Regions from separate parts of the Homo sapiens genome. Here region 1 is linked to region 2. Evidence: chromatin loops called from intact Hi-C (ENCODE). Cell type or tissue: mammary epithelial cell. All regions are shown on one strand. Links, peaks and the distances in the headings refer to the core of each region. The heading gives the core; the rest is flanking DNA. Region 1 overlaps KCTD1 (potassium channel tetramerization domain containing 1). Region 2 holds the start of LOC107985142 (a long non-coding RNA gene).

What was found. Peaks named below come from ENCODE experiments on the same cell type or tissue, not always from the same donor. Only the 100,000 strongest peaks of a DNase experiment are listed, where the experiment ranks them.
Region 1: it touches region 2 in a loop (3.0-fold over the local background); 4 of 110 quality-filtered maps call a loop at or near these places.

Annotation. Positions count from the first base shown.
Region 1 is chr18:26,464,317-26,475,806 of GRCh38, forward strand. All of the region lies in intron 3 of KCTD1 (potassium channel tetramerization domain containing 1), which reads right to left. Among named protein-coding and RNA genes, the nearest start is that of LINC01543, 47 kb to the left of the region's middle. RefSeq lists enhancers at 4,766-4,825, 6,067-6,286. In mammary epithelial cell, for the core only: a CTCF peak has its summit at 4,703; no DNase peak of the experiment used is centred there.
Region 2 is chr18:26,410,802-26,422,291 of GRCh38, forward strand. LOC107985142 (a long non-coding RNA gene) reads left to right here and starts at 5,656. Exons shown (of 3, transcript XR_001753381.2): 1 at 5,656-6,054; 2 at 6,861-7,133; 3 at 7,900-8,114. In mammary epithelial cell, for the core only: no CTCF peak of the experiment used is centred there; no DNase peak of the experiment used is centred there.

The DNA.
Region 1 (11,490 bases), core at 1,647-9,646, 53 kb after region 2:
TCACTTCTCTCATCCCATCTTCTCTAACCCCGGCCCTCCTGCCTCCCTCAAATAAGGACCGCTGTGATTATACAGGGCCCACCTGGATTATCCAGGCTAATCCTCCCATCTCAAGACCCTTAACTTAATCACATCTGCAAAGTCCCCTTTGCCATGCAAAGCATTGTATTCACAGGTTCTGAGGACTGGGGCAAGCTTCCCCCTCACAGTCAACGGTTCTGCAAAACAGTTGAAAGGCTTATTTTCTGAATGTACCTGAGGCTTTACCCAGAAGCTGACAGATCCTTAACACTCAAAAGGCAACTCAACTGTTCACCCATTTCATTTTAAAAACTGTGTAGGTGCCAGATGCCGTGGAAGGCACCGTGAGCACAAAAAGGATTTTTCTCTGAGGAATGTCTCCAATACCTCCCAGGAGCTCTAGCTCTCCTCACCCCCAGGCTTAGGGGGCAGTGGGATCCTGCTCTTGGGACCCTCGGCAGTGGGTGGTTCCCTAGCAGGCAGGGCACCTATGTATCAGGGGTACCACCAGCAAAGCAGGGGTGCCAAGAAAATGAAAGGATTTTACCTTTTCCATTTCCAAAACAGCAACCAAGTAGTGGTCATCATAACAAAAGACAGATCTCTGTAGCACTTACTTTCCTTTGGTTTTAAAGATTTTGTTTATCTTGTCGGGGATGGAGGTTGGGGGAGTGGCCACTGCAGTTTTTTCAGTGTTTAGGGTACTAAAGCTCTTAATTGCCCTGGCCTTGTAATACTCCTTTGGGCTGGAATAATTTCTTTTTTAATGGAGTTTCTCTCTCCTTGTCCAGGCTGGAGTGCAATGGCATGATCTTAGCTCACTGCAACCTCTGCCTCCCAGGTTCAAGAGATTCTCCTGCCTCAGCCTCCAGAGTAGCTGGGACTACAGGTGCCCGCCACCATGCCCGGCTAATTTTTGTATTTTTAGTGGAGATGGGGTTTCGCCATGTTGGCCAGGCTGGTCTTGAACTCCCGACCTCAGGTGATCTGCTCACCTCAGCCTCCCATAGTGCTGGGATTACAGGTGTCAGCCACCGTGCCCGGCCCATTCTTTCTTTTCTTCAAAGCCTGGAGGGACTGGCCCACGTGCCCCTTTTCTCCTGCCACTACTTGACAGTTCTCACCAGGCAGTCCCCTCCTCATCCAGGGGCACTGACTCCCAGCTTCTCCCGACTACTCTTGTTTTCCTGGGTCAAGGATACCCAGACTAGGATTAGTCTTGATGGCTACTGAAAGAAATGGAAGCAGCAGCAGTGTCCCGTCTACGCCCTGCCACTGTCTCCACTCCCATCTTACAGACAGAAGCACACACAGGTGACCGTGTCAGGGTGCTGACGGCGGGACGGAAGGCAGGCCCACCAGCATTCTGAAACAACACCCTGGCTTGGAAAGTCACGAGGACGCCACACCACAGGAGCTAGGCCTGATGTCTAGGGCGTGCTGAGGGAGGGGGCCAGAGACACCATCGGAGATGGTGCCGGGGTGGGGCTGGCTGCTCTTCCATCCTCCCAGTCCTGCCTCTGGGAAAATATCCTTGGGAGGAGAAAAGAGGTCATGGGCAGTACCAGACAGCGCTAGTCACCAGACCACGGATACAGCCTCGGTGGCGGCAGCTGAGGCCGTGGTCTGGGGCATGTCCTGAGTAGGCACTCCCGCAGGTACCAGTGAAGAAACTCTGGCGAGTGGGGGCCTATCCAGGTCGCCACTCTGCCTTCTCCGAGAAAGACCTACCCGCAGGTACGGGTGAAGAAACTCTGGCGAGTGGGGGCCTATCCAGGTCGCCACTCTGCTTTCTCTGAGAAAGTTCTACCCGCAGGAATGAGGACCTAGAAGCAATGTGTGTGTTGCCACAGCTGATTGGCTAAAGTACAGGCATGGAGCCAAGCTGAGCCAATCAGATGGTGTCTCTGTAGGACCAAGGGAGGGGAACGAGGCCCTGGGCTTGCTGAGACTGGCACATGTTAATGGCACCTCCTGCAATTTAAGTCTTCAGGGCGGTCCTGTTGTTTCCATCCCTGAGAGAAAGCTTCCACTAATTCTATGAGATAAACTAGTAAGCGCTTCCTGTCAATACTCCCTTTAACTTTTCCTTAAGCTGGACAACTGGTTCTCGAGCAGGAGTAATTTTGACACTAGAGGGCATTTAGCAATGTCTGGAGACACTCTTGGTTGTTGCAACCGGGAAGGGGGTGCTACTGGAATTTGATGGGTAGGGAGGGATGCTGCTGAAAACCCTATATTGCACAGGACAGCCCCCACCACAAAGAATTGTTTGGCCCCAAATGTTACTTTGAGCTTGACAGAGATCGTTTTTATTGCAGCCTAAGGAGCATGCAACTCACCTTGATACAATGATCAGTTCATTCCTAGCATCATTAATGGTGGCTCAACCACATGCCTTTGCTACTGTGAGGTAGTATGAAGCAAACAGCATCACTGTGATGTATTCTCCCCAACAAGTCTAACGTAAACCCATCATGTCTTTAGAGATGACTTCCAGTTTACAGGAAATTAAGGGATAGATTCATGAGCTAAACTACACATGACAAGGCAACCACACAAATCGAGATGGCAGGACATTTTGCAGGACAGCTAGCCCAGTCTCCAGCAAGTTGTAAAGGGCATTGTGGAGTCAAGCAGGGAAACTCAAATATAGTTGTGGAATTAGAGGAAATAATTTTTTTTAAATGGAAAGGTAAAGGTTATTGTCCAAAATAAGCACAGGAAAAGATCCAGAAGGCTACTCACTAATGTTTTAACATTGGCAGTCTGAGTGGTGGGAACATACGGTATAGTTTGTTTTTTTTTTTTTGGTTTGTCTATATTTTTAAATTCTCTACAATGTACATGTACTTCTTCTATAATATTAAAATGTTATTAAAAATAAACAATAGAGGTTGGTTGTGGTGGTGGCTCACACCTGTAATCCCAGCACTTTGAGAGGCCAAGGCAGGAGGATTGCTTGAGCCTAGGAGTTTGAGATCAACCTGTGGCGGCTCAGTGAGACCGTCTCTACAAAAAATGAAAAACTAGCTGAGTGTGGTGGTGCATGCCTGCAGCCCCAGCTACTTCGGGGGCGCTGAGCGGGGAGGACTGCTTGAACCTGGGAGGTTGAGACTGCAGTGAGCTATGATTGCACCACTGCATTCCAGCCTGGGTGACAGCGCAAGACCCTGTCTCAAAAAAAATTTTTTAAGGCCGGGCACAATGGCTCATGCCTGTTATCCCAGCACTTTGGGAGGCCGAGGTGGGTGGATCACCTGAGGTCAGAAGTTCAAGATCAGCCTACCAATATGGTGAAAACCCATCTCTACTAAAAATACAAAAGTTAGCTGGGCATGGTGGGGGGTGCCTGTAATCCCAGCTACTTGGGAGGCTGAGACAGGAGAATCACTTGAACCCAGGAGGCGAAGGTTGCAGTGAGCCGAGATTGCACCATTGCACTCCAGCCTGGGTGACAGAGCGAGACCCTATCTCAAAAAAACCAATTTTTTTTAAATTAATTAAAAAAATACCCAATAGACTTTTGAACATATCCAGGGCTAGGTAAGTTGGGAGCTGCCTGCCAGCAAGTTTGTCTATGTCTAGGAATGGTGGACATACAGACAGACCATGAAAGATGTGAGCAACATGGGGGCCACTTACCAAAGATGATGTTAAAGATAAAAGGCTACAGAGAGAGAGAGAGAGAGAAAGAGAGAATTGTGTGGTTCTCCATAAAAAATGGGGCCGAAGCTCTAGACTCTTGGTGTGCTGAGAGTTGCAACCACGTGTGTGTGTGTGCCTATGCATGCGTACACGCTCATGTGCAGGGCATAAAACAACAATGAGCAAATCAGTAAAATTGGAGGGAGGGGAAAATTAAGGGAAGAGGGACAGTCATATCCATAATAAAACACTGCAGAAAAGTTCTGCAATCACTTATGCAGAGAACAGATCTCAACAGCTTTCCATGGAAGCCAGGACAGGAGCAACTGCCACTTAAATGGTGTTCTGAAATATGAAATTATCTCAAAGATGAAATGGGTATCCGGCTCGGACAGCACATTTGCGGAATGAGATTTTAGGGGTGGAGGATCTTGTGACTTCAGGATTGAATGCACTTGTTCACCCAGTATTAAATGGCTAGGGAAAGAAGCAGGTAATCAATAAACATTCTCCCTAACAAACTTAGTGAAAGAGATTCTCTCCTCATGCAAAAAACCATGTCCTGGCCGGGCGCGGTGGCTCACACCTATAATCCCAACACTTTGGGATGCTGAGGTGGGCGGATCATTTGAGGTCAGGAGTTTGAGACCAGCCTGGCCAACATGGTGAAACCCCATCTGTACTAAAAATATAAAAATTAGTGTGCCTGTGGCGTGGTGGCGTGTGGTGGCGTGTGCCTGTAGTCCAGCTACTTGGGAGGCTGAGGAAAGAGAACTGCTTGAACCCGGGAGGCGGAGGTTGCAGTGAGCCGAGATCGTGCCGCTGCACTCCAGCCTGGGCGACAGAGCAAGACTTTGTCTCAAAGAAACCAAAAAACCCCAAAAGCCATGTCCCTCCCAGGTTCAAGAGAAAACTCTGACGAGGAAGAAAGCACCAATAGTACTGTTCAGGACGTGCAGACTGAAAGCTCCTATGTGTACCTGTATTTGTGACTCCTGTAAACTGCACTGCTCCTGCTGATGCAATTCCATCACCAGCCACCAGAGCGGAAGGACCCCTTCAGCTTCTGCTGCCCCTCCCAGGTCCCAGAACACCCTGTACTGTAATTTACAGCCTGTCACCAGAGGTTCTGTGGGAAATGTTTTAAGGCCCTGGGATATGTGAGTTTCATTTGACATGCTTTTGTTTTTTTTTTTTTCCCTCAAGCGTGGGTTACAGCTAAATCCTTAGCCAATTAAAGGGTGTGTTTGGTACTTAGAATTGATAAATAGCAGGTCTTTAAGAGCTCTGGAATCCTCAGGGAGCACGCAAAAGGTGCAGAGAAGCAGCTGTGCTAATCCTAGGCAGGTGGGTGGGTGAGTCCTTAAGCAAACTGGCCACAGTTGAACTCCGTGTGGAAGTTTTTCCCTCCCCAGCACCTAACCTGAATGCTCTTGGAGGAAAAATAATGCCTGCTATGTAGGTTTATGTGCTGAGGTTTAGTTAAACCAAAGTGCGTGCCTAAAATACCTGGCTCAGTTTCTGGAACATACTGCAACTAAAAATGAATGGCTACTATCATTTCTAACTGTAATTCCCAATATATTCTTTTGTGATTCCCTGCAGCCTGCATCCTTTTCAATAATGGGAATTATAAATTAATATTATTCTGATAAGCAGCATACAATGATGATATTATATACACGTTTTGTATTTTCTACTTAGTCCTATATAATTTTGAAAGGAAGTGCATTGCCTATTCATATTTAGATTGTGGCTTCCTGCATCTCTTTTAACCCTTTTCTGCTGTATTTCAGTGAATTAATACTAAGCATTGATTATGTGCCCAACACACAATGTCCTCTGGAAAAACATAAAAATGTCCCTGCCTGGAGAATCGCTTGAACCTGTGAGGCAGAGGTTGCAGTAAGCCAAGATCGTGCCACTGCCCATCTCAAAAAAACAAACAAACAAACAACAAACAAACAAAAAGGCCCTGCCTGCAAGAACCTTATAATGCAGCAAGGAAGTGAAGATATATACACAAAATATCCAGAGTCCAAACATCAGAAAGTAGATCAGCAGGTTTCAGATGAACTGGTGGGAACAAGAGCCTAGTTTGCATGTTAGCCTCACTCCATTCATCTATTTACCCATCCATGCGTTCATTCACTCACGCCACAAATATTTACATGCTTAATATGTGGCAGGTGCTGAGCATGTGGGACAGATGCTGCTGGCTAGCTTCCCCAACAGCTATTTCAACCTCTTTCCCTTGCCTATTTCTCTTACTACAGAGGCTAAAAATAAGCGAAGAAAAAAAAATCCCTTTCTCAGCCACCAAGGAGAGGCTCCGTTCTGGCCAATGAGCCACAAAGGGAAAGCCTTCTGTGGGATCGTCTGACAAGGACAGAGTCTTGTGAGTTGAAAAGCTGTCTGTCCCTTTATCCTGCCTTGACTGAGGATGTGACGCCTGGAATGGTGATGCCTGGTGCCGTGATGCAGTCACCATATAATCTTGAGGTGACAGGCATGAGGCCAGAACGTCAACACTGAGGATGGCAAAACAGAAAGACAGAAAGCTTCCTGGTCCTCGATAACATTGCTGGGCAGATACCTCTGCCACAGGCCTCTGACTTCTCACGTGAGAAAAACAAATCTCCTATAGTGTAAGCCGCTGTTAATTGGCTGTTCCCACTCTCGTAGCTGGAAGCGTCCCTACCTCACAGCTGCGCAGATGGTGCTGCACAGTGAGTGATAGATGCACTGCGTGTGACCACGGAGAGTCAGGGGTACAGGTGAGCCTAAGCTACACCAGGCCCAGGTAGGTTTGCTGGGGGATGTGGTGAAAAAGATGACTCCTGAATTCCAGTAAAGGCCAGGGGAATGGCTGCATAGGCACACAGAGGGGCAGTTGTCAGGGGGCAAGAGGAGGGTGTGTCTGAGGGACCAAGAGAAGTCCTGTAGGGACATGTGGAGGGCAAGAGTGGGTGAGGTGGGCAGGGGCCAGAGCTTTCTGGGCCTTGTGGGCTCTGACAGGGATGTGGTGCTTTGCTCTGTGAGACAGAAGAATGAATGGAAGAAGCCATGGCTGCTCATTTCTGCTTGACCCTCTGACTCTGGGAGGACGTGCAGGTCTCCAGGAAAATGCCTTGAAGACACAACAAAGCCGAGTATACAGCCCCCCCAGGTCTCCTGCCTGAGTCACTACATTCCTTAAGAGATACATGACCCTAGTCTTTGCCTTTTCTTCCGTATGAGATAAAGTCTGACAGGTTGGTGATGACGCTTCTGTAATCTATAACACGCTGTACTCTTACACCCAAAGCTCGATGTATTCTGCTTGTAGCGTCTGAGCAAGTGTGATGTGATTTTCCATGTACTGAACCTCCACCGCCTATATAACAAGCTGTGGGCTGAAATCCTGTGTGGGACCTCAGTAAGACTTCCGAGTAAAACTAACTTTAATTCTTGAAAAGCTTGGTTTATCTTCTTCATTTGACAGTTTCAGGAACAAGAGAAAGTCCCTGCAGAATTTCAAGCAGGAGCAACTCATGATACAGTTTTTAAAAAGTGTCACATGGTCAGGGATGGGGTAGGATGGTGGCAGGGAGAGAGAGGGGTGGGCATAACTGTCAAATGACTACAGGAGGGATCCTTGTGGTGATGGAACTGTTCAGAACCTTGACTGTATCAGTGTCAATATCCTGGTTGTGATCCCAGTATTTTGCAAGATGTTATTACTGGGGGGAACTGGGTAACACAGCATCTCTATTATGTCTTACAACTGTATGCAAATCTATAATGATGTCAAAATTAAAAGTTGAATTTTTTAAAAGTGTCTCATAGTTTCAATGCAGAGAACAAGTCAAAAAGGGGTAAGAGTGGGAGGGGGTAGACCAATTGTGAAGCCACTCCAAGGAGTCCAGAGAGCTGCTGGGCCTTGGGCTAGGGAGGTGGGATGAGGGTAGTGGATTGATTCGCGATGCGTCCAGGAGGTTAAGATGACGGATGCGCTGACAGATCACACGTGGGAGGCGAAGAAGAGGAAAAAGTCCAGAAGGACTGCAGGTTCCTGCCTTGAGCAAGTAGGTGGATTCTGGCATCTTTTACTGAGATAGGATACAAAGGAAGAGGAGCAGATTTTGTTCTTGGTGGTGGTGGTGGCAGAGGGGGAGGCAGACAGAGTGAGCTCATTTTTGGGCATCTAAAGTTTAAAGAGCGAATGAACTATCCAGGCAGGGATTCTGGGTCGGCATTTGGAAATGCAATCACCTAAACATGAGGTGATTTTCATATTGTACTAACCAAACCTTCTCCTGATGAAGTCCAGGCTATATATAACTTAGCGAAAAATATAATGAAATCCTATGGCAGTTTTTCCTTACTAGTATACATGTCTGTAGCTGTGATAACTTGACTTCTTTTTTGACAACTTTATTTAAAAATTATTTTATTGTTTTATTTTAATGACTTAAGTCATATGTGAATGCCTGCTCATTGTAAAAACTAATGATAAAATTCATACTAAAGCATACGGAACTAAAAGTGAAATATCCTCCCTCACCCATTTCCAATTCTACTGCCTTTCCTCTAGGAAAATATGAGAGAGTAAGAAATTGTTCCCCCACCTCTCCACATCATGCTTTGGCCCTTCTCTCTACATGAGCTTACTTACTCCCTAAAGTGGGAAAGGGTCCAGAGCTGACTGGGGAGCGCCCGACGTTGGTGGCTCAGGTTGGACTAGTGGCCAGTCACTGCTGGAATCTGTGCCCTGGGCAGGGACCCAGCTTCCTGATTCCTCTTCCTGTCTCCACATGTGGCAAGCACCTGCTTTCTAGAACAGTCCTGGTTCTCTCCCTAGGTCTCTCTGTTTCACCTGCAGCTGCTGTGGGAAGCTGGCCTGCTCTCTTCAACTATGCCATTCATCAGCTGTGGCCTCGAAGACATGGGGCTGCTGTCTAAACCCAATCAGTCCCCTTGATCATGTCTGAGAGTGTGTGACCCCAGGTGCAGACTGAGGGCTGGAGGCAGAGACTGCACTTTGGCCTTGGGCCTGCAGAGTGTTGTCTAATTCAGCTATTATCTGAGAGCCCTGGATAAAATTTTTGCCCAAATTAATAAAGTAGCATGGAGAATAAGGCAGGAAAGAGGTTCAAAAGTTATCATGCCAAGAAAAAACTGTATATACTATATTGAAAATTATCTTGGAAAAGCCTCTAGGAAGAGGCATATTGGAAATCGCTCCTTGGAATACCATGCAGCCATAAAAAGGAATGAGATCATGTCCTTGCAGGGATATGGATGAAGCTGGAAGCCATTATCCTCAGCAAATAACACAGGAACAGAAAACCAAACACTGCATGTTCTCACTTATAAGTGGGAGCTGAACAATGAGAATACATGGACAAAGGGAGGGGAACAACACACACTGGGGCCTGTAGCAGGGATAGGGGGAGGGAGAGCATTAGGATAAATAACTAATGCATGCAAGGCTTAATACCTAGGTGATAGGTTGATAGGTGCAGCAAACCACCATAGCACGTTTACCTATGTAACAAACCTGCACATCCTGCACATGCACCCCAGAACTTAAAATTAATAATAATAATAATAATAATAATAATAATAGTAAAAAAGAAATCACTCCTCAATATGCTTCCTTTCCTGAGCTGGAAGAGATCACTACTGATGAAGCGGCTTTTGCTTAGGAGCCATGTTGCACAAACCAAACCCCCATGTCTTCAAACCCTGGAATCAAGCTCAGTGCGGTGAGATGCACGCCATTGAGGGGGCCTTGGGAACTGCCCTTGGCTGGGAGCAGCGGGCTCCTGTGCCTTCCTCAGGCTCATTCCAGGGCTGCGGGAAGCTCATTCACTGGCTGCAGTTATTACACTCTCTCTATTTTCTTGCCAATTGCATATAGTTGCCATGTAAAATAAATGTGCACATGATGCAACTCCTCTGTGCTCTCTTTTCCATTTGGCTAATAATCCTTGGCATGTGCCCCACTGTTCAAAATCCTGAAGGAGAAGATAACTAAGGGGCCCCTGAGCTTCTTATTAACTTGGGATCTACTCTTCTGGATCTTTTTCTATGCATTTATATATGCATACATACCTGATCTTTTACATAAATAGAAACATACTATACATATGGTTCTGCAACTTAATATTTTCACTGAATCATGGAATTACATGATTTTCCCCCCACATATCAACAGATACAGATCTACCACATCTTTTAAACTAGTCTATAGCATGGATAGTCTATAATATTTGTAACCATCTGCCAATGAACTTTCTTTTTTAGAAAGTCCAGTTTTTGCTATTATAAACATGACTATAATAAACATCCTATATATAAATATCTTTACAGATTTACCTGAATATTTCTAGCAGATCAAAGAGTATGTATATTTGAAACTTTAACATTTACTGCTGAATTGTCCTCCAAAAATGTTTAATGATTTTGACTTCCAACCACACCGTATGTTCCCTAACACTGTATATTACACATCTTTTTAATTTTTGCCAATCTAATGGATAAAAGGGAGTATCTAATTTTATTTTTATTTGATACAAAAGAAACTGAATGTCTTTGCAAATGTTTATTGCCAATTTCTGTTTTTTTCTTTGGGAAAATTTTGTTCATAGCTAAAAAAATTTTTCCACTGGGTTGTTTGTATGTTTCTCATAGATTTTTAAGATAGATCTTTTATGATGGGTATTCATCTTTTGTTGCAAATGTTTCTTATGGTCTGACACTTGTCTTGTATTTGTATATGATGTCTTCAATTCAACTATTTTTTTTAAAGGATAGCTTCTGGGTATGAAGTCTCATTTAGACAGGCCCCTTCTGCCTCAAAATTATACTTTTAGAAATTTCTTTGTATTTTTTCATAATACTTTTATTGCCCTCGTTTTTGTATTTATTTCTGAAATTTTTGTGAATTTATGATGTAGGATAGGGCTCTGGCTTTACAATTCCCTCAAATGTCTCAGTGGTGATCGTCTCAGCACCTATTACTGACTATTGCTTTCTTTTCCCACTGATGTGAAATGCCACCTTTATGGTACATCAAATTCCTATGCACCTGTACATCTATCTCTGGACCCTATTCTTCTCCATTGATTTGTATATTTCAGTGCTGTCAGAATGACACCTTTAAATTAATATAGCTCGAAAGTCTGTTTTGACGTTGATAGGACACATCCACCATTACCCACCTTTACCATCATTACTATGACCAGAAATACTTTTTTTTAGCTATCCTTAACGCTTTTTTTCTTCTACACAAACTTTATAAATGGTTCAAATTTCATTTTGAAAAATCTATTACTTAAGTGGGTTTGCACTGACTATATAGAATAATTTGAGGATAACTGACATCTTAACAATATTGAGGTTTCCCATCCAGGAACCTAGAATGTTCCTTCATTTATTCAACTCTTTTACACTTGTGTGTAGAGATCTGCAGTTTTCTTAATCAGCCTTTGCTTGTTTCTCGTTAGGTTTATTCCTAGGTGTTATAATTTTTGTTGTATATTTTTCTATTATAGCTTATGATTGGCTCTTGCTATTCTCTAAAAAGGCTATTGACTGGCTGGGCACAGTGGCTCATGCCTGTAATCCCAGCACTTTGGGAGGCTGAGGCAGGTGGATCACCTGAGGTCAGGAGTTTGAGACCAGCCTGCCCAACATGGTGACACCCCGTCTCTACTAAAAATATGAAAAATTAGCTAGGCGTGGTGGTGGGCAGCTGTAATCCCAGCTACTCGGGAGGCTGAGGCAGGACAATTGCTTGAACCCAGGAGGCAGAGGTTGCGGTGAGCCAAGATC
Region 2 (11,490 bases), core at 2,164-10,163:
CTACCATTTTGCAGGTTAGGAATCTGGGCAGGATTCAGCTCAGGAATATTCCCATTCCCTATGGACTCGTTGAGGTCACTTGGTGGTATTAAGCTGGCAGATGGGCTGGTCTGGCGGGTTCGAGAGCCTCATTCACATTTCTGGCCCATTGATAGAAAAACTGGAATTGCCTGGGATTGTCACTGCAGTGCTTTCACGATGCCTCTCTAGCTGGCATTCTCAGGGCAGTCTTATATCTTACGTGACAGCTCAGGGCTCCTCGACAGAGTGTTCTGAGACTAAGATGAAAGCCACACGCTTCTGCTCACTAGCCTTAGAAGTCATTCAGTGCCACTTCTGCCATATTCTATTATTAAGTACTTTCCTAGGGCCAACCCAGATTCAAGAGGAAATAAATTAGACTCTATGTCTCAGTGGAAAGAGTAGCAAAAAAAAAAAAAAAAAAAAGTGGGCATCTTACATTTTCCATAGGTAGCTAGTAGTTCATGATTTTTATATCTACATTTCATAAGTGAGATTGCAAACTTCTTTTCAGCTACTGTTCTTATCTGGTTTTGCTACCAAAGTTATGCAAGCCTCATTAAAATGAGATGGTGAGTCTTACCTACGTTTCTCTATTCTGAAATAATTTAAGACTACTTTTCCTTCTTTCTTTTTTTTTGTTTTGTTTGTTTGTTTTTAGAGACAGAGTCTCACTATGTTGTCCAGGCTGGTCTCAAACTCCTGGTCTCAAGCGATCCTTCCACCTTGGCCTTTCAAAGTGCTGGGATTGCAGGCATGAACCACCGTGCCCATTTCTTGAATGTTGGTAGAACTTGTGGCTAAAAGCATCTGAGCCTGATGTTTCCTTTGTAGGAAGATTTTTAAACTGTTGATTCAATTTTTGTATTGATTATGACTATTTGAGTTTTCTGTGTTCTCTTGAGTTTGAGTTTATTATGAAAAGTCACATTTATCTAGTAATTTGTTTCATCTACATTTTCAAATTTACTGGTATAATGTTTATAATAACCTCTTAAATCTTTGTAATGTCTTGAAGCATCAGTATTTATGTCTCATTTTTTGTTTCTGACATTGTTACTTGTGTCTTCTCTTTTTCTTGATCAATCTTGCCAGAAATTTATCAATTTTATTAGTTTTGGCAAATAAATGATTTTTGGTTGTGTTGATTCTATTATATTTTTGCCTTTTATTTCATCAGTCTCTTTCTTTTAGCTTTCTTTGGGATTATCCAATTCTTTTTCTATCTTAAATCATATGCTTAGATGATTAATTCTATTATAAATTGTATGCTTTATGGCCAGGTGTGGTGGCTCATGCCTATAATCCCAGCATTTTGGGAGGCCGAGGCAGGCAGATCACTTGAGGTCAAGAGTTTGAGACCAGCCTGACCAACATGGTGAAGCCCCGTCTCTACTAAAAAATTAAAAAAAAAAAAAATAGCCAGGTGTGGTGGCGCACACCTGTAGTCCCAGCTATTCAGGAGGCTGAGGCATGAGAATTGCTTGAACCTGGGAGGCAGAGGTTGCAGTGAGTGAGATTGCACCATTGCACTCCATCCTGGGCGACAGAGCAAGACTCTGTCGCAAAATAAATAAATAAATAAATAATAAACGTATGCGTTAGCTTATTTGAGGCATTCGTTATTTATAAGCACATTTAAAACCTTTCAATCATTGGGAAATCATCTTTTTGCTATTAATTTCTCATTTAACTGCCTTGTTGTCAGACAGTGTGGTCTGTATAATACCAATACTTTAACATTGTTGAAACTTGTTTTGGCTCAGTTGTCATTGAAAATAATGTCTCCTATAGTTGTTGGGTACAATTTTCTGTAAATATATATTGAGTCAACTTTGTAGTATTCAAATCTTCTATATTTGTACAGTTTTGGGTTTTATTTTTAGTATTCTTGATATTTTAATTACTGGGACAGTTATAATAAACTCTTCTACCATAAAAGCAAATTTCTTCTTGTAATTGCATATATTTTTGCTTTATATGTTAGAGGCTATGTTATTAGGTATATACATGTTTAAAATTGTTATATTTTCCCAGGGAACTAAAACTTTAATCATTGTGTAGTGATTCTGTTTCTTCCTAGTAATGCTTCTTACATTAGAGTCTACCTTGTCTGCTATTAATTTAGGTATACCAGCTTCTTGGATTAGTATTTGCCTGAAATATTATTTTCTATTCTTTTTACTTTTAAACTTTTATGTTTTAAATGTGTTTCCTATAAGTAGCATATAGGTGGATTTTTAAAGCTGAAACTTAATTTATATTAATTGTGATCACTAAAATATTTGCACTTACATTTACCATTTTATTAAAAGCTTTCTATTTATCTTATCTTCTCTGTTCCTTTATCTTTCTTTTCTTGTCTTCTTTTATTTTTTCAATATTTATTTTCTTATTTTAACTTTTCATTATAAGTAATTGACACACATAACAAAAGTGGAGAAATATCTCTCAACTTCAGCAATGATCAACAAATTTCATATTATCTATCCTCTATACCTTCCCCATTACCCAACACTGGATTGTTTTTAAGCAAAACCAAGCCATCATATTATCTTATTCATAAATTCTTCAGTATGTGTGTAATATTTAAGAAGTCTTTCATGAAACAAAACTACATTACCATTATTACATCTTTAAAAATAGCAGTTCTTTAATATCATTAAATATGCAGTGAGTGTTCAAATTTTCCTGTCTCACACACAAAAATTTTTTTTGTTTTGTTTTTTTCTCTTGGATTGTCTGAATTGGATCCACCCATTTCTTTCTTCTTTTTAGAATAAACATTATTTTTCTTGTGTAATTTTATTCTTACTAGCTTGGGAATGATACACTTTATTCTTTATTATTATTCTAAAAATTCTAACTTATCAGTCTGAAGTTAATTAGTATTTTTTCTCTCTAAATAGTATATAGTTCAGAATACTTTAAATCCTATCAACAAACCCCTTCCCTAATCTTAGATCATGTGCTATTGGTGTCTTATATTTTGGTTCTAATTTTTAACTCTATAAGACATGATTATTACTTTTTTTTTTTTTTTTTTTGAGACAGGTCTCACTCTGTCACCCAGGCTGGAGTACAATCGTGTAATCTTGGCTCACTGCAGCCTCAACCTCCTGGGCTCAAGCAATTCTCCTGTGCCAGCCTCCCATGTAGCTGGGACTGGAGGTGCGCACCATCACACCTGGCTAATTTTTTTATTTTTCTGATTTTTTGTAGAGCTGAGGTCTCCCTGTGTTGCCCAGGCTGGTCTCGATCTCCTGGACTCAAGTGATCTTCCTGTCTAGGCCTCCCAAAGTGCTGGGATTACAGGCATGAGCCACCATGCCTGGCCTATTTCGTGATTTTTGACTGTGAGCTCATATCTGTAGAAATTATTTGATGCTAGGTTGAGTAAGTTTCTCTTGGGAAGGTTTGTACTTACCTCTTCCAGGCATCTGGGGGAACCACCAGTCATAGGCATCTTTTAACTAAATATTCAACTTGAGGTTTTTTTCTTCTACTCAGGTTCAAGGTTGAAAGAGGCAAACTCCTTGCTTCCCCTTGAGGGAGGGAGTGGGTGAATCTATTTCCTAGTTAATTAACTGGAAGATATAACCCATTAGGGTTCTAGATTTATGGAGGGGGCTCTTCTATTGGCCTCCCCACCTTGACCAGGCCCTGTTTTTTTCACCCAGCAAGGCTGTGAAAATAAAAATTCAAATTTACTTTTAGAGTAAATGTTATTAAGATATAAGGTGGCATTAGAATTCTGCTTATTTTTCTGGGCTTTCACTCTCACCTTTGCTTGGTTTTCAGTCACTTACTTTTTTTTTTTTTTTTTTTTTTTGCCAAACTCATCAATGCTTTCTGTATATCAGCATTGTTCATTATTTTCCATATGAGGATAGGCCAGAGTATCTTCTCCATCAGACTTCGGGAAGCTACAGTCCTCTCGACAGTTACTATTCTAGTTCCTATTCCCAGAGTGCCAATTCTTGCTAGACAAAGTTTTGGGAGTTTCTAACTTCATTCACCTGAATGTTCACTGCTATTTAAAATCTTTTTCCTCTTGGCCTTGACCCCTGGCCCTCTGCTTTCCTACAAGTATGGAGACACCATCAGGTATGAGTTCTCTCCTCTCCTATCCTCTCTACTTTACAATACCTCTTTATCCACTTAATCTTTCCTACTTATTCTTCCCCCCAAGTCTCCCTTGGAGAATTGCCCCTCCTTTCTAAGGCCAAATCCTCTACCCTTGCTATGAATTCCATTTTTGTGGCCAAAATTCCTCTTTCTTTGCTCATGATCTTTTGCCAATTATATTCTTACTAATCGTTCAAGGCTGAGTTTAGTACTTTCTCCCCTGTGATGCCTTTTGAAATGTCCCTTCCCCCTTCATCCCTAATTTCCTCTCGACTCCAAGAGCACTTTGTTATTAACATAACATTAACACAGGACTTACACTGTTGTAAAAGGGAATTATTTGCATAACTGTCGTTTCTCCTTCTAAATTGTGAGTTCCTTAGAGAAGACACCATTTTCTGCATTATTTCTTACTGTGCGAAACATAATACTTTGCATATAGTGGCTCATTGTAAATGCTTCTTGCCTTCCTTAGAAATCAGTCTCTTCAACAATCTCTTTTCTTTACTCTGTCTTCATTTTCACTAGATCCCTCCTTTCTATGGTCAGACACATTCGAGTATTTTGGAACTTGAAGGGAAAGAAAAAAATCTCTGCTTAATCCTGCTATTTCCCTTTTTATCTTTCTTTTTCTAAATATCTTAAACATATGGTCTGTGACTTCTGTCTTCTTTCTTTACCCTGCATCTTTCTTTAACCGTCTGTAATCTGACCTCCACTCTCACCACTCTACTTAGACTACACTCTTAAAAATGAGTTTCCTTCCGATTACCACAGCCATGTCCTATCTGCAGCTTCTGTTTGATACTCTGAGCACCCCTGGTGGGAGAGCGACCTCTGCCTAGTGTGGCCCTGGGGTGCTGCCAGGGTCTCCTGCCCTCTGACCACTCTTCCTCCCCTCCACCCAAGCCTGTTCTCAGCTCACAGCTTTCCTTCCTATACTGAGGGACCCCCGCCCCACGTTTGTGACTTTAGCTATTATGGATGGGGCTGCTTTTCGCATCTTCATTCTCCTTCCCTAATTTCTTCGAAAACCAAAATCTGAATTCTTAAATTTTTTCCAGACATTTTCATTTGATGCCCCTCTGCTCAAGAAGGCTCCCTTTCCTCAATATGTTCATCTCTTCCATCACTTCCTGGTTCCTTTAGGCTCAACAATCTCAGTTTTGTTTGATCTTTCCCAATTTCTTACTCCTCTCTTTCTCACCCCCTGTGAAGGTGGCTCAGCCTCCACAAAATCTCTCTCGATTCCAGCTGTCTTTGCTTTGGTTTAGGACTCATCCCTGGATGAGTGCACCAGGCTCCCTGGCTATGCCTCTGCTATCAGGTTCTTTCCTTTCTCAGTCCTCTTGCATATCATTGCCTAATATTATAAAAATTCCATTCAAGGTCTGATGGAGGTCTATGGAAAAAGATGATGGATTAGAGAATCCGACAAGTCAGGATTTGAATCCCAACTTCACTACTTACTGGCTGTGAGGTGTCAGTTTCCTTCATTTCTGTGAGAGGAATGACACTCATCGCATAGGATTTTAGTGAATATTAAGTAAGGCAATCTGTTAATAATAAAATTACCTTTCTACATGTTTTTATTTTTAACAGATCAATAAGCATTTTCAGAGCAATTAGGTCATTTCTCCAAGGTCACAGTCTATAAAGCAGAGCAGGGTTTTTCACATATCTCACAAGGCAAGGTGAATATAAGCTTTAAATTTGTCTGTATTAATTAATGAATCCATATTCCTAATGCCTAGTAACAAATCCTACATTCACTCAGTTCTTCAGGAGCCAAGAGAAGATACTGATCCTGAGGGGGCTGGAGCAGCTCCAGGTCAGTGTCAGGGGCTGAGACCAGCATTGGAAGAGAAGGCGTGCGGCTTAGCATGGAGGCCAGGAGGGGAAACGGTGAGGAGAGAAGAGGGCGTCCCAAGATGCCCTGCCCAGCATGGCTATCACTGGAAAATGAGAAAGGATGTGGAGCTCATTGTGTATTTTTATGACGTTGAGCGGATTTAATCCTTTTCTGCCTAGGGCTGTTCACTCTTCATGAATGTCTTGGGGATTTGGCCAATTGTGAGAATGTTTCTGGTGATATTAAACCTCATTTTATGAGGTTGGCGGCCATTACTTTCAAACCATAAATCTTATCCTCTAAAAAAATGAGAATGATCCCTTCGAAAAATCCCACTTGATGATGAGAAGTTTGGTCGTGGAAAATACATAAAATTCGGGATCCCCTTTTTTTGCCTCAGGCCTGAATGTGGGCTGGGGTCAGGCATTCGGAGCCGTGTGAGGGGCTAGAATCTCAGGAAAGCCTCTCTGACTGATGCTACGGTGGAGCAACGAGAACACTCGGTGGCATAAACTTTCAGAAAGACAGTAGAGAAAAAGGAAGGAGGATGCACCCCAGTCCATGACACCCGCCCTGCACGTTGTTAGTTGGGGTCACGTGTCCAGCTTCTCCAATATGGCGGCTGCGTGGCCCTGGCCCACTTGCTGTACTCTCCTTGTGGTGTGGCCAGAACTGTGGCTCTCCTTTCACCTCACGCCCTCAGATCAATGGCTGTCGGTGGCCATTCATTCAGAACTCCCTCAATAAGAGTATTTTGTGGTAAATTTTGTTTGGGGGATGCTGCAGGTTATTTTCCGCTTCTGGAGATTCCCAGTGAGTATCAGAAGTTTTGATAAAGACTTTTTTTTTTTTTTTTTAGCAAAAAGCCAGCAGAGCCAGCTGCTTGGACCCAGGGGTCCTTGGTTGTTCCCAGGGCCCAGGTCATGCCCTGTAAGAGTGGAGCTTATGAAGTTACCCACACACCTATCTCCAGAGACTCTCATTTCCAACCTGCTCGGGACCCAAGAAGGCTCAGTTGTTCAGATCTAAAAACGCATTACATAATTTTCCTCGCCATTCATTCTTCTATATGATAGCAGGGAGAAAATCCGCTTTCGTGCCTTGACAGATGTGCGGTTGCTAATTTAACTAGGTAAAGTATGGTTGAGGGATGTCAAACCTGAGGCAGTGTTCTTGGGACTAGCTTCCATTGTTATGGCCCCTGAAGACACTTGCTGACTTAAACAGGGCAGGGGCCGCAGGGATGGGCCGTTGTGCTCAGGAGAATCTCTGAGGCCCCCACCCAGGCCCATTGCTAGAGGCCAAAAGACACAGATAAAATCCATGGCAGTGAGTTCACAGGAGACACCTGGTGCCACTGGGCAGGATCTCATATGGGGTCTTGGGGGAAATGAAAACAATAATTGTATGAAAAATCAGCCTTCCTCCCCAATCATTGCTAACCCCTTGCCATCTCTGAATATTTCAGTTTTAGAATATTTCTTTTAGGGAACTGGGCAGAAATGACAGGAGTTAGCCCATATTTGTTAGACCTTCCCTGTGTGCCACATATGTTTTTAAAAAGGCTTCATGTCCATTTTCCCAATCATGGCACTGCTGTGACTCGTGGCAATGGAGTATAATGCCCATTTTACAGATGAGCAAATCAAGGCTTAGCCCTCCGTGAAGCCGTGTGCCTCCAGAGCCCAGGCTCCCCCTTTCTGCCTGTTCTGCCTCAGGGTAGTTTTTGAGTCTTCCATGGAGTCTTCTACACATTCCAGTGGAAATGTAAGCACCAGAGAAATAACCTAAGAAATCGCACTTACCTTTGCAAGGCTGCCACCTTCCCTGCTGCCTTGTGGAGAGGGCCTGGCTAGCTTCTCAGCACCATGAGCACAGCAGACCCTTTTTCTTTCCAGGGCTGCTTGGAGGAGGGAAGATTCTGTCCTGCTGCGGGCCCTGCTGTGCAACTCAACTCATGACCGATCCTGCAGATCACAGGAGACCCCGCAGTGCTGGAAGAACCCAGAGCTCAGGGCAAAGGGGAGCTTCGAGCGCTCCTAAAATATAGGTCTTCGCCTATCATTTTAAAATGAGGTTTCTTTTCTTCTCCCCAGCTTCTGCTTTCTCCTAGGTATGGGGTAAGAGAATTTCTTTTTTCTTTTGAGACAAGGTTTCACTCTGTCATGCAGGTTGGAGTGCAGTGGCACAATCACCACTCACTGCAGCCTTGACTTCCCAGGCTCAAGCAATCCTCCCACCTCAGCCTCCCAAGTAGCTGGGACTACAGGTGTGTGTCACCATGCCCAGCTAATTTTTTTTTTTCGTATTTTTATAGAGATGAGGTCTCTCCGTGTTACCCAGGCTGGTCTTGAACTCCTGGGCTCAAACGATTTGCAGGCCAGGCCCTCCCAAAGTGCTGAGATTACAGGTGTTAGCCACTGCGCCAGGCCAGTAAAAGAATTTCTTAGGAAGTTTTGGGATGAATTTGGCCACTTTTGCTGTAGAATATGTAGAAGGAGAATTTAAAAACTTCTTTGTTGGCAGGACTTAAACCTTCTGTGTTGCTGTTCTGTTTGTAAGGGCAGTGCCAGCTCCTGACCCCAGTGGTGAGTTCCGTGCCTTCTTTCCCGGCTGCAGGGAGGGACCCTGGATCATTGACTGGGCCTCACCATCTGGAGAAGAGATTCTGGAGAAGTTGTCTCTGGAGTGAGTTTCTGTTTAGTTGGATAATTTGCGTATTTAATGACATACAACTTTTTTTTTTTTTTTCAAAGAAACAACCTTGTCAATATCCCACAAAAGATCAAAATATATATTTTAAAATCTTACATTTGAATAAAAAGTAATATAGCAATAATATAAAGACACTCCAAGTACAATCCAAGTATGCTAGGTTAGACTGGAGGTTGCAGTTGCTTCAGGCAAGATTCATACCCTGAACTGCACCAGGCAAGCAGCTTCCCAGGCCAGCAGCCCGTACAGTGACACCGGGCCCCCCATCAGCACCCTGCACTTGGTTTAATGCTCTCATGTTGCCGCTGTGACATTCTGAACACTTTTTGAACAAGGGGACCTTCGCTTTCATTTTGCTCTAGACCCCATGAATGGCGTAGCTGGTCCTGCTCTGCTGGTTCCCTGTTCCCTGCAGAATGAAATCCAGATGCCCTCCACGTCCATCCCCACTGCTGGGGGAACCCCTCTAGGCAGACAACATGGCCCAGCCGTCGTCACCCTGAGGTCTGGCACGGTGCCTGGTAGGACTCAGCCAGTATCTGAGGACTAAAGGAAATTTTGTAAAACACCATAAAAAGGCTTGTTCTGTATCCAGATAAAATGGAAGCTCTTTCTATCCTCTCAAAATATCCCTTTTTCAAACCAAACTCAATTTCCTAGCTAAAAGCCATTATCAAACACCAGGCTCACCTCTTGGTTGTACACGCGGGTGTTTATTAAGGCCACCCATAAACTTAAAACACCTTCTTTCAAATCTGACTTCTTTCATTTCTTTTTGTGTTATTCTTGTAGTGGAGCTTCAGTTTTTGTTAAAGGAAGTCTGTCTCTAATGTACTGTTTCAGCACAAGTTTCTTTTAATTGACTAACTGAACACCCCAGGGTAAGTGGCTGTCCCAGCCTAAGGAGGATGGGCTGTAGGCTCTTGAATTGTCCTGGTCTCAGGGCAACTTTTCCAGCAAGAGCAAACACAGGGCCTACGGCCTACAAAAATGTTTTAACTTAAAATTCTTTTGAAATCAGAAGAAGTGATAAATTTGATTCATATATATAATATGTAACATGTAAACCCAGCCTGGATTATATTTGTCTCCTGCTCTGCTGTGAATGTCCCCACCGAAACTCATGTTGAAACTTAATCCCCAATGTGGCAGGATTGAGGGGTGGAGCCTTTAAGGGGTGAGTGGGTCACAAGGGCTCTGCCCTCATGAGTGGATTAATCCATTCAAGGATTAATGGGTTAATGGATTATCACGGGAGTGGGACTGGTGACCTTATAAGAAGAGGAAGAGAGACCTGAGCTAGCATGTTAGCCCGCTCAGCCCCCTCGTGGCGTGATGTCCTGCAGCAACTCTGCAGCATCCCCACTAGCAAGAGGGCCTTCACCAGATGTGGTTCCTCAACCTGGCACTTCTCAGTCTCCGTAACTGAAAGAAATAAATTCCTTTTCTTTATAAATGACCCAGTTTCAGGTATGCTGATATAAGCAACAGAAAACAAACTAAGACATCTTCATATCAATGCAATTGCAAAATATATTTGTAATGTTTTTTGGAAGAAAGGTCTTATGAAGGCAAAGATGCCTCGGGGCCCCAGAAGTCACCATGCAGCTCTGCGTGGTCAGCATTACCTATGTTACTGGACCCCTCACAGCTTCTGCCCTCCGGCTCTATCCACAGCAAGAAGGTAAGCCAGTTATTTTGTTTGTTTGTTTGTTTGTTTGAGATAGAGTTTCACTCTTGTTGTCCAGGCTGGAGTGCAATGGCATGATCTTGGCTCACTGCAACCTCGGCCTCCCGGGTTCAAGTGATTCTCCTACCTCAGCCTCTCGAGTAGCTGGGATTACAGGTGCCCACCACCATGGCTGGCTAATTTTTGTATTTTTTTAGTAGAGACGGGGTTTCACCATGTTGGCCAGGCTGGTCTCAAACTCCTGACCTCAGGTGATCTGCCCACCTCAGCCTCCCAAAGTGCTGGGATTAAAGGCATCAGCAACTGCATCTGGTGGTGAGCCAGTTTTGAAGGTTTGGTGACAGTGGGTGGGAAAAGTGCTCTGTGATTTCCCATCCCCCAGAGCAGCCTCGCGAGAGAACACCACGTTATGATAGTGGCTTCAGGGACACAGGGCTGCTCTGACTGCCAATCCCATGAGGTCGGAGGGCCTTCAGAAAAGCCTGAGGTGGTCAGGTCAGCGCTCAGCCCAGCCTGGGTGCCATTTCCTTTGGGTTTACACATTGGAGCTGCCCCAGCCCTCCAGGTGAGGCACAGAGTGGGGTGCATACGCCCCTTCCATGGGACAAATGCCCTCTCATAGCCTGGGGACCCAGGCAGCTCTCAGGAGGAGTCTTTGCTGGCTTGGATTCCTATCAGACAAGCTTAGTTTGTGCATTTTTTGTTTAGGAAAATTCCTTTTAACCTCTGGATTTGTGACGTCCTGAGAAGTGTGTATTAAACAGAAAAGGTTCTCTGTGCCTCATGAATACATTAATTAGCGCCTCTGTATCCTAGGGCAGCAGGTGCCTTGGGACAGATGTCATTAAACAGCTCTGAGGTCAAGCGCATGGAGCAGATGGTGCACTGGGCACAGGGAGGCAGCCCCGTGTCCCTGCAGGGGCCCTGGACAAGCACCTAGGCCATGGGTCAAGGTCTCCGCTCCAGCTCTTCTAGCTGTGGGTACAGGACCCTTTCCAAGTACTGTCTGGAGGCCAGGTTCTGGGCAACAGATCTTCGTGTACTTTTCATTTTGACCCTCGCCACAATCCTCTGAGAAGGCAGA